Linked DNA regions of Homo sapiens: region 2 is linked to region 1. A link is a loop called in an ENCODE intact Hi-C map of the cell type or tissue named here. Cell type or tissue: ascending aorta. All regions are shown on one strand. Links, peaks and the distances in the headings refer to the core of each region. The heading gives the core; the rest is flanking DNA.

Region 1 (5,372 bases), core at 114-5,113:
TCTGAAAAAAGCACATCATTGCTTTGTGACAAACAGAACAATCTAGCTGAGAGGAAACATAAAAAATTAAATACCAACATAAGGCAGCATGAGATGAATGTTAAGTGAGAAGTTCAAACAACAAGTGCTGTGGATTCAGAGGAGGAGGACGTGGATCTGACCTGAAGCCATCCAGAAATCGATTCTGGATAAAGAACATGCTGCTTTAGGTAGATTTGACATGAGGGTGGGCCATGAAGCAAGCGACAAGTAAATTGCAGCTTGTTTGAGACACTGAAATATGAATTTTGGGACTTTATAAACAAAGAGCAGAAACAAATGCTGGGTAGACCTCGGTGGTTGGGCAGCTCTTGATCTTGGTGCTGGTGGGCCAAGGGCAGCAATCTCATCCCTGTAAAGCCTATGTGTCTGCCTCTGCTCCCCACATCTATTAATATAATAAATCCCATCTCTAGCCAGCCTCCTGTGAATGAATAGCCTAGGATGGGCCTGAGTGTTTAGTTACAGGTGGCCTGCAACAGCCATTGTGTTCTTCTGGAAAACTATGGATGACTAACCCTGGGAAGAAGGACTCTCAAGTTCAGAGAAATGAAGTACCTGGCCTAATGTCAGCTAGCTCGGTACAGAATTGGGACCAGAAGCCCAATCTCTTGATTCTTTCTAGACATCACAAATCACAGGGGGCGTGCTTTTGCCTGGCTTGTTCTTTTGACCTTAGTGGTTGGCTGCCCGTATGAGAGTAAGAATTTGTGTGTTAGGGGTGGGGATTGGGCAGGGAGAGTGGTAACAGTGATGTGATACTAGGGGGTACAGTTAATTTCTCTCCTTTTTCTCTCCTTCCTTGTCCTCTGTAAAATCCATTCACACCTTTGCAAGACAGATGGAAAAAGGAACTTAGGGTGGGGGCTGTGCTTTAAAACCTGGCTCCCTGGACATGGGGCCTGGGGAGTTTGGTGCCCACGTGATAGGGACTGCTAGAGAGGCCCCAGAGCATCTGTCTGGGGACACTGTGGACACATGTCCTGAGAATACCCCCTCAGGGGCTGAGGCGGGGCATCATACCATCTTGGGAGCCCAAAGCCATGTGCTAACAAGCTGTTGGCAGAGGACTAGAGAAAGACATTTTCAAAAACAACAGCAACAAAAATTGCAAGCCACTCCATCCGGGCTGCAGACCCCTCCCTGCATCTCATTAGCGCCTGGGGTGGGAGGAGAGGGGGCTGGCAGGCACTGCCTACACCTACGTGTCCTGAAAACCAATGCATGCCCACAGAGGTGGGCGGGTGGGAGGCGCAGAGTGGCCCAGCTCCCAGCCTAGGAAAGATCTTTCCAATGCTCTGCTTGTCATTTGTTCCCTTGTGTGTGAATTTTTAGAACAGGTATCAGATTCTTTCTGTGTAGGACACTTTTTGTTTGTTTTTGGAGTCAATGCTCTAAGGTCTCTTCCGTGTCTTTAAAACTTGGGTTTTGAATATGATTTCTATGAAGAAAAGCGAGTCATCAGAATCCTGTCTTTGTGGACTGTTGACATCATAGCTGAGACTGCCACAGTTGGTGCTGCAGACTCAAAGTCAAGTGCTCCCATAGACGCCCCACTCGCTGCCATAGTGAAGACCCCCATTTGCCTCCAGAGGTCAAGCTTCCTTGTCCAAGTTGGAAAGTAGACAAGAAAATCCTCAGCCACTTCCCCCATTTCTTTTCTCACTTGCTCCTCATCCCTTCATGTTTGTATTCCCAAGATCTCAGGCTTCTAAGAAAGCTCATCTTAGCCTTCTAAGAAAGCTCATCAAGTTGGGAGTGAGACCTGCCATGGCTGTGGTCATGTCTGTCCTGTCACTCAGGAGGAGCAGAGGCTTCTCCTCCTGGGGACACTCTGCCCTCCCAGGCTCTCCCAGACTTCCCCTACCCACTTGTTTTACAATAGCAGTAACTATCGCACATCATCCTACTCTACTTGAGTCTCAGAATCAGACACATGTCTGTCTCTATAAAATGGGAACGGCGGTGGAGGTGGGACTTTCACAGACAGAGGGGATGGCAGCCCCTAAGAAAGAAGTACAGGTGGCTTCTCTTAATGACTCTTATTCCCAGCAAAGACAAACAGTGATGCCATCATTTGCAGTTGGATTCTGAGGCCCCGCCTACCTGGGAGGCAGGACACATTGGGGACCAGCCATCCTAGTGTGACAAATAATTGAGTTTCATAATGACCTTGTAGAGCCAGATTCCTGGAAATGGCATAAACCTACCTGTGATTGTTGTCAAACTCTAAGATGCTTTGTTACCATTGCTCACTCCAGGAGGGGAAGCCATGGTTCATGAAGTTCATTAGGTGGGTGGTAAACAGGATTTTGGTAGTTGTTGAAGGTTGGGGCTCAAGACCCTCTCTGGAGGCCCAGGCTGGCTGGTTAAAGACATTCTGACCTCCCAACATTAGAGCAACACATCAGAAGGCATTCGAGGCTGTGGGGCTTCTAGAGCCAGAATTCTCAGGTCATCGCCCTCAGCACCAGTGCTGTAGGGTTCCACCTGCCTGCAGCTTGGGGAAGAAGAAAGGCTGGCTGCCCAGAGTCACGGCCTAGCTTGGCTGGGAGGAAGATAGAGGAGCTGTCTCCTCTTCCTCACTTGTCTTCCCTGTGCCTGCTCCTGGTCCAGCTGGGTGAGATGGAAACTATCTCACATGGAGAGATGTTAAGGCAATTCTGGCAAAGCAAGCGCTAATAAAGTGCTGGGAACTTCCCCATCTCTGCCTCTTGAGGGAACTGAGCATGCTCTGAAGGGCATGGCCAGGTTTGCCTTTGGTGGAGGAACCAGAGGCTTGGTTTGGTCTTGGGGCAGGCTGGGCAAAATCGCTGAGTATGAGTGTTTCCTCCTGAGCATCCTCGGGGAGGGGAGCCCCTCCCTTCTCTACATCCTCCCCCACTGGCTCCTTCATTTCCGGGCACTTTGCCTTCTTATTTCTGTTCTCTCCTCTGAACCAGAGAAAGAAAGATGATTAAACGCTTCTGCTATGTGGATGCCCATGACTCACTGGCAGGAATGGCCTCTCCAGGCAGGCTGTGCTTTCTGTCTCCTTCCCTCATTTCACCCTCCACTTTCCCCTCCCCTGCCTTGCCCCTTGCATCAAAATGAAGTCATGTAAGACCAATTCAAATTGATTTCTCTTTTCCTTCTATTAGAATATCAGCTCCATAAAATCAGGATAAGAATTTGTGGTCTGGAGTCTGAAGACAGGGATTGGAGTCCTGGCTTTTCTGCCCACTAGGTGTGGTTTTGAGTGGTTATTTACCTTCCATAAGTCTTTGTTTATTTGGTCATAAAATAGGGAAAATGATAGAGCCAGCCTTTCAGGGTTATTGTGGGGATCAGCGGAAATAATATTAAGTGTGAACTGGTATTGTCTGTAACACATAGTGCATGCCATGAGCCAGGCACCATGGGGATCAGACTGGAATTCGCTCCAGTGTGTAACAGGCAGATCCAGTGACAAAGAAGGAGAGAAATAAGCCAGCCTTGGTACCATCAAAGGAGCACCCAGCCTTCCCCCTGTGCCCCACTGAGCAAATGGCTAATACCACATAGCACAGGCCAGGGGGACAGATGCCTTTGTATGGAAGAGCTAGTACTGGTAGCCAGGGACCTGGCCACACGGGGAGGCACAATTGAATTTTTCCCTTCCATCTGACAGTTCAGGACTGGATGTTACTTTCCAAATGAAAGCGGTTCTGGAAGGTCGTTGGGAACAGTGAATTGTGATTATGCTGGCACATTTTTAATTCTGTCTCATTACAGCTGCTGTTAAGGCTGCATTATAATAATTGCTTTAGTTCTGCTTTGGTATTTGCAGGCTCCTTTAATGTAGCTGTAATCTATGTGTATATTAAAGTAAGCAGAGCCAAAGAGCAGGGGCAGCCTTATTAGACTGGAGAAATGCATGTTGGGGGTGGCGGTGAAGCAGACAGGCAGACGGGAGCAGGGTCCTGGCGGGGGAACCTCGGGACAGCATGCGGAGTGGAAGTTCTGGCCTCAGGCCCAATGCAGACTCACGCTGTGACTTTGAGCAAGTTGAAGCTGCCTGTCTCAGCTCTCCCATCCATTATATGAGTTACAAAGTCTGTCTTGGAGGTGCTTAAAAGTTCTTAGGAGAAAAACCGTTACTGGCAAAGAGCCCAGGGAGATGGCTGCATTGGGCCCTCAGAGCAGCCAGAGTGGAGCCCAGCAGGAGCCTCCTCGGCCGCCCACGGTGGAGCAGCCAGGCGACCCCTCGGCAAGGGACAGTCATCAAATAAATGGCATGCAGACACCCCCAATTCCCAGGGAAAATTTGGCTCTGGTCTTCCTGCGATCACTCCCTGTTCTGGTTTCTTCTTTAAAATTCGGTTTGTTTGAACTGTTGCCACTCCCTGCACGGTCCTGTACACACAGCATTTCAGCCACTTGATGGAGGTCTTACTGCTGTCCTTGAATACTATGGCTCTCCTTTTTCCCCTTCAAGGGCAGTGGGTGTCAGTTTCAAGGACAGAATGCAAGGGCTGTCCTGGACCAGACCACTCACCAAGTACTCACTATGAACGGCATTCACCTCCTAGCTGTTATTTTGGGATAGGAATTCATATTGTGCTCACACCAGTCATATGAGCTAAGTAGCAGTATCATCTCCTTTATTTTATTTTAGTTTTTGAGACAAAGTCTTGCTCTGTCACTCAAGCTGGAGTGCAGTGGCGTGATCTCAGCTCACTGCAACCTCCACCTCCCAGGTTCAAGCAATTCTCCTGCCTCATCCTCCCAAATAGCTGGGACTGACTATAGCTGCACCACTACACCTGGCTAATTTTTTTTGGTCTTTTTAGTAGATACAGGGTTTCACTATGTTGGCCAGGCTGGTCTTGAACTCCAGGCCTCAAGGGATCTGCCAGCCTTGGCTTCCCAAAGTGCTAGGATTACAGGTGTGAACCACTGTGCCTGGCCTCATGTTCTTTATAGATGAGTGAACTGAGGCCAGTGAAGTCCCACATACCTAGTGAGTGGCAGAGCTAGACATGGAGCCCAGACCATGCAGAGGCTGACCCACGATTTTAGCACTACCTCAGGCTGCCTCCCCCTCGTCCTCTCTCCCTCCTCAAGAATCATCCATTTTTCTGTGCTGATTCAGAGCTCGCCACTGAATTCAGATTGGTCTGGGGATCAGTGGAAGGATCAGAAGGTTCTCTCAGGACCAGAGACACAGGCCTGGGTAGATGCATGGGAAGAGACCACGGCCAAAGTGTGGACAAGGGCAAATCAGAGCCATTGAACAAAACGTGTCTTTGGCTCCTCAGCTCTCCCAAATGATGCCTTTGCCTTGTAACAGTGGGTGTTGCAAAGGGAGTGAG
Region 2 (5,372 bases), core at 226-5,225, 110 kb before region 1:
GATAATACTCCCGGGAGGAACTGAGACACTGAGCAGCTAAGTTGTGATTAGAAAGCATGGGAGAATTTCCAGGAAGGTGAAGGCTGGCTGTTCCTGGTGAGGCATCTGGGGACCTTGTCAGCCACAGGTCAGATACTGACCCCTTCGGCTGGTTAATTCGGTCCTTTCCCATTGTAGCCCATAATCAGTCCACAGTCTGGGATCAAAGTTTAGCAAGTCCTCCATGTTTTTCCCACAGAGACAGGGGACCTCAGGACCCCACTATTAGAGACCCCTCAATCTTTGCCTTCAACTCTGAAGCCAGACCCAGATCTGTACGGGCTGAGAGAAAATCTTCAGGGAAACCTTTTGCCTTTGTAGCCATGCAAGTTGCAACCCCAGGCTGTGGGGCTGGGCTTCTCCATCTGGTTATGTGGGGATCTCATCATCAGAACTCATCTATATTACCCAGATTGGGTGACTCTGGATTAGCCAGGTGGTGTGGAGGAGGCCTGCTCTTTCCCCGCTCCCTCCCTGGGGCATCTGCCTTCAAGGTTTGATCTGCTGTCGGCCCCTCCTCCTTGCTCCTAAGCTCCCAAGCTCCCTAACTTCACTTAATCAGCTTCCTCTGCTGCCTCTCATTTCCAGCAGGGTGTGGCTGTGCTAGGAAAGAGACTTGGCCCACAGCCTCACAGTGATTCAGAAGACGCTGGGTGAGGACCTCTGTGTCCCTGCTCCAAGGACCCTGAGATGACCCATCCCAGGACACTCAATCCTGCCTGCAGATGCTAGGCTCTGAGGAGATGCCTGCTATAGCACCAGCACATTCTGCAGACATGTTTTGAAATGTGTTAATAAATAACTGGAGAACAGTATCTATACAATTACCTAGATTTGCCTGAACTTTACAGGGCAACTAAACAAACAGACATACGTTCGCAGAAAGGCCACAGTACAGAAGACAAACCGAGGCTTGGTCACCCTGAGGATCAGCAGCCGGATCTTTTTCTGAAACAAATTTCCTGCTAGAGAATCCCTGATCTCTGTGATGCAGTATTTCCCTAGTTTTTATTTCTACTTCAACGAGGCACCTCAATGTCAGTTTCCTTTGGGAAAAGAAAATCAAATGTCCCCACAGCTTTTGCCCAATTGTGAAGGAAAATTTCAGCATTGATTGTCTGTCTGGACTCTTGTGGGGAGGAGGCCAGTGGGCCTAGTAAGACCCTTAGCACACCTGGGCTGTCTAGCCTTAAGGAAACCAGACCTGCCAGGAAAGCAGAAAAGCTGTGAAGAGATTTTTCTCTGCCTTCCTCGGGGGACAATCTTCCAGAGCAACAATGCACCATGTATTTACAGAAAACTTATTATGTTCAAGGTGCTGGGAGAAGCTAGTTGCAGATACTTAGAGCAGTAAGGCTTTAAGTTAGACATAAGGAAGGACTTCCAGCTATTGGTATTGATATAGTAGGACCCAAGCTTACTTCACAGCTTGCATCATCAGGGAAGGATGAGATCATTCTTGAGAACATTTTGAATAAAGGCTTAGAGGGACTGAATATTGAACGATCCTGTTAACATTTCTCCCGGTCCTCCTCCTGCTTTCCAGGATGATACTGGTGTATGATTTTTACTTAAAGCCCTCCCCCATCCCCACAGAGACACCTGGAGCCTGGCGGGCCTTGGCATCAGTGGCTGTTGTCATGGCGGGGAGAGCTGAGGTGACCACTGTGACTGCCCTGGGCACAAGGACCGTCGTTCTGTGAATCCTCCCTAAGCCCGCTGGCGGGGCCCCTTTGCTGCCACTGCAAGTAAAGTTTCCCAGCTCAAGTAAATTCTGGAGGGGATTGACCTAATTTCCAGAGTCTAAGGGGTGACAAAAAGCCCCAGTCAAAACTCCTGTAAGTGGGTGATAAACAGTCTCTATTAGAAAAAATAAATAACATCTCCAAAGGAGAGCAGGCTTCCTAAGACCCCCTTGCCTTTCAGAGAGACAGCTGTCTCCTGGGAGGAGGACTCCCTGAGCCTCCCGCTTCAGCCGCTCCAGAGGAAAGGTTTGCCTTGCTGTCTCACTGCAGCGCTAGCTGCTCACCATTTTCACCGACCGCCGCAGCCTCCTGATGGACCCCACAGCAGGAAGAGGCTGTGGGAGAGGTCTCCACCCTTCAAGGTGGGGCTGACAGTGGTGCTTGGCCTTTAGAGTTGAAATGTATTGGTTCTCTGCCTTGGGAGGAACAATCACTCTCTCTCTCTCTGTCTCTCTCTATTTCTGTCTGTCTCTCTCTCAAACACACATACACATACACTGAGACAGCTATCATCATACCTAATTTACATATTATGGAAACCGAGGCCCAGAGAGGTTAAATAACTTGCGTGGTTTTGTCCAGCTATTAAGTGGGCAAAGCTAGAATTAGAATTGAAGCCCAGTGACAGCTTTCAAATCAAGTTCTTTCCCCTATTCTGGAGCTGCAGCAACTTTAATAAGCATAAGAAGTACTTTGGGATCTTGTTCAAATGCAAGTTCTGCAGGTCTAGGGTGGGGTGGAGATTCTGCATTTGCAGTAAGTTCCCAAGTAGCAGGGTGTGCTACAAACACCTCAAAGCTGCAGACCCTGGGGAACAGTCCCCATAGAATAGGAGGCGGGAATCATTCTGGAAAATAGGGAGACATAAATACCCAGACAAGCTTAGGTCTCCAAGGAGGCAGGGAGATCAGGAGTGGGAGGAAAGGGCAGTCTGTCTCTCTTTCCTTAGAAGACTTCGTGGTTTGAACATTGCCTTGGTTAGATTTCCTGATATGGGTACAACTTGTGCTGATCTCAGTGGGAATCTGGAGCCAGAGATGACCAGGAATAGAGGGGGATAACATCTGCCAAGTTCCATTCCTGGTTCAAAATTCTAACTTGCCAGCTTGTTCATTCATCTAATGACTCAGACCTGATGGCAGATTGAATTTTCCAAAAATGACTGCAACAATATCTTCCATCCCACATGTTATTCTTACAGTGGGACTTTCCATCTAGAGGTAGGACCTGTATTTCTTCCCCATGAATCTGAGTGGATGTGCAGTTATAGTTGAAGTGATGCTATGGGACTTCAGAGGCTAGGTCATAAAAGGCAATACATTAGGCCGAGCATGATGGCTCACACCTGTAATCCCAACGCTTCGGGAGGCTGAGGCGGGTGGATCACCTGAGGTTGGGAGTTCAAGACCAGCCTGACCAACCTGGAGAAACCCCGTCTCTACTAAAAATACAGAATTAGCTGGGCATGGTGGCACATGCCTGTAATCCCAGCCACTCAGGAGACTGAGACAGGAGAATCACTTGAACCTGGGAGGCGGAAGTTGCTGTGAGCTGAGATCACGCCATTGCACTCCGGCCTGGGCAACAAGAGCAAAACTCTGTCTCAATAAATAAATAAATAAATAAATAAATAAATAAATGGCAATACATTTTCCACTTGGCTCTGTTGGGACACTTGTTCTTGGAATCCAGCCACCATGTTGTGAGGAAGCCCAAGCAGTCACATGGGGAGGCCATGTGGAGGTGTTGTGGCCAACAGGCCCAGGTGATGCCCCAGCCAACAGCCAGGTGTGTCAGTGAACAGGTTTTTAGATGATTCCAGTACGTAGTCACTGAGTCATCTCAGCCTTTGACTCTTTCCAGCTGAGCCCTCAGACATTGTGGAGCAGAGAGAAGAAATTCTTGCCTTGTCCTGTGATATGGTTTGGCTCTGTGTCCCCACTCAAATCGCATCTCTAATTGTAATCCCCACATGTTAAACGAGGGACCTGGTGGGAGGTGATTGGATCATGGGGGTGGTTTCTCCCATGCTGTTCTCATGATAGTGAGTGAGTTCTCACGAGATCTGATGGTTTTATAAGTGTTAGGCTGTTCCTCCACTCTCTCCTTTTCTTGCTGCCTTGTGAAGAAAGTACTTGCTTTTCCTTCACCTTCTGCCGTGATTGTAAGTTTACTGAGGCCTTCCCAGCCATACAGGACTGTGAGTTGATTAAACTTCTTTCCTTCATAGATTACCCAGTCTCGGATATTTTTTATAGCAGTGTGAAAACAGACTAATACACCTTGTTTGAATTCTTGACCAGCAGAATCCTTGAGCATAAAAAAGCGTTGTTTAAAACGCTGATGCGTGGCCAGGCAAGGTGGCTCATGCCTGTAATCCCAGCACTTTGGGAGGTCGAGGAGGGCAAATCACCTGAGGTCAGGACTTCGAGACCACCTGACCAACATAGAGAAACCCCATCTCTACTAAAAACACAAAAATCAACCAGGTGGCAGGCACCTGCAATCGCAGCTACTTGGGAGGCCAAGGCAGGAGAATCGCTTGAACACAGGAGGTGGAGGTTGCGGTGAGCCAAGATCATGACACTTCACTCCAGCCTGGGCGACAGAGCCGAGACTCCACCTCCAAAAGAAAAAAAAAGCTGATGCATTTGTGGTGGTGTGTGACACAGCAACAGCAACCCACGCTAGCCCCAAAGCAGGGACTGCCTGAGGCGGTGTGGGTGACAGGGCTCAGGAGGGATTTATAAACAGGTTGGAAAGTGGGTTAACTCCTGTGTTCATGTGCACTTTACACGTTCAAAGATGCTTTTCCATACTATGGATGCCTCAACAATTCTCATTTTACAGATGGGAAAACCCTGTTTTCAGATGATTTTCATGCTGAGGCTTATGAAGGTTAAGTCGTTGTCAAAGGTCACGCAGGGGCTGAGGTTGCACCAGGATGACTCCCAGGTCTGACTCCAGAATCAAACCTCTTTCCATTAAAGCTGTGCTGCCTCAGTTCCTGGCCTCGCTCAGTCCTTGGCAAATAAAACGTCACTCACTGCCTGGTGCAAAACCACGGATGGCTGGAGCCCTCCCCTCGACATAATGAGTTTGAATTTTGTGCCTTTAGTACCTATCATGCAAGAAGAAAAATCTCGAGCGTTGTTTAATAAACAGAGTCAGAGGGAAGCGATAGAATAGGGCAGGTGTTATTTATCAAATGTAGGAAATAGTTTAATCAGGAAAAATCAATCCTGGGGTGACTATTTTCAGGAGGGTGAGGATTAGTGTGAGGACTGAGCTCATCGGTGCTCCAGGATTTGAGAGGGGCTGCAGATGGGGAGCAGGTGTTGGGGTATTTGAGCCTAGCTGATATCAGGTATTTTTCCCACTTTCTTTGTATCTGCAGAATCTCTCCACAGACTCTGTGACTCAGCACTTGTGGCTCCCAGGCTGTGGCCTTCATTACCTCCGAGTAAGGTGGCAGACTGGTGACCCCCAGCTCTCTCAGGCACATTGTTCCTGCTGTGATTTCAAAGATGACTGTCAGGTGCTTGTGGACAAAGTGTCCCTGTCCAGTTTGCCTCTGGCCACAGCTCC

The links. A loop is a pair of places that touch in the nucleus more often than their neighbours do. Peaks named below come from ENCODE experiments on the same cell type or tissue, not always from the same donor. Only the 100,000 strongest peaks of a DNase experiment are listed, where the experiment ranks them.
Region 2: a loop joins it to region 1, with 8 times the contacts of the local background. A loop is called at or near these places in 8 of 110 quality-filtered maps.

The regions. Positions count from the first base shown.
Region 1 is chr7:132,062,862-132,068,233 of GRCh38, forward strand. No RefSeq gene overlaps it. Among named protein-coding and RNA genes, the nearest start is that of PLXNA4-AS2, 200 kb to the right of the region's middle. RefSeq lists a silencer at 1,439-1,610. In ascending aorta, for the core only: no CTCF peak of the experiment used is centred there; DNase peaks (open chromatin) are centred at 1,888, 2,990 and 4,030; H3K4me3 peaks cover 417 bases; H3K27ac peaks cover 3,207 bases.
Region 2 is chr7:131,948,104-131,953,475 of GRCh38, forward strand. It overlaps LOC101928782 (a long non-coding RNA gene), which reads left to right. Exons shown (of 6, transcript NR_110836.1): 6 at 628-850. Among named protein-coding and RNA genes, the nearest start is that of PLXNA4-AS2, 310 kb to the right of the region's middle. In ascending aorta, for the core only: no CTCF peak of the experiment used is centred there; DNase peaks (open chromatin) are centred at 658 and 2,798; H3K27ac peaks cover 5,000 bases.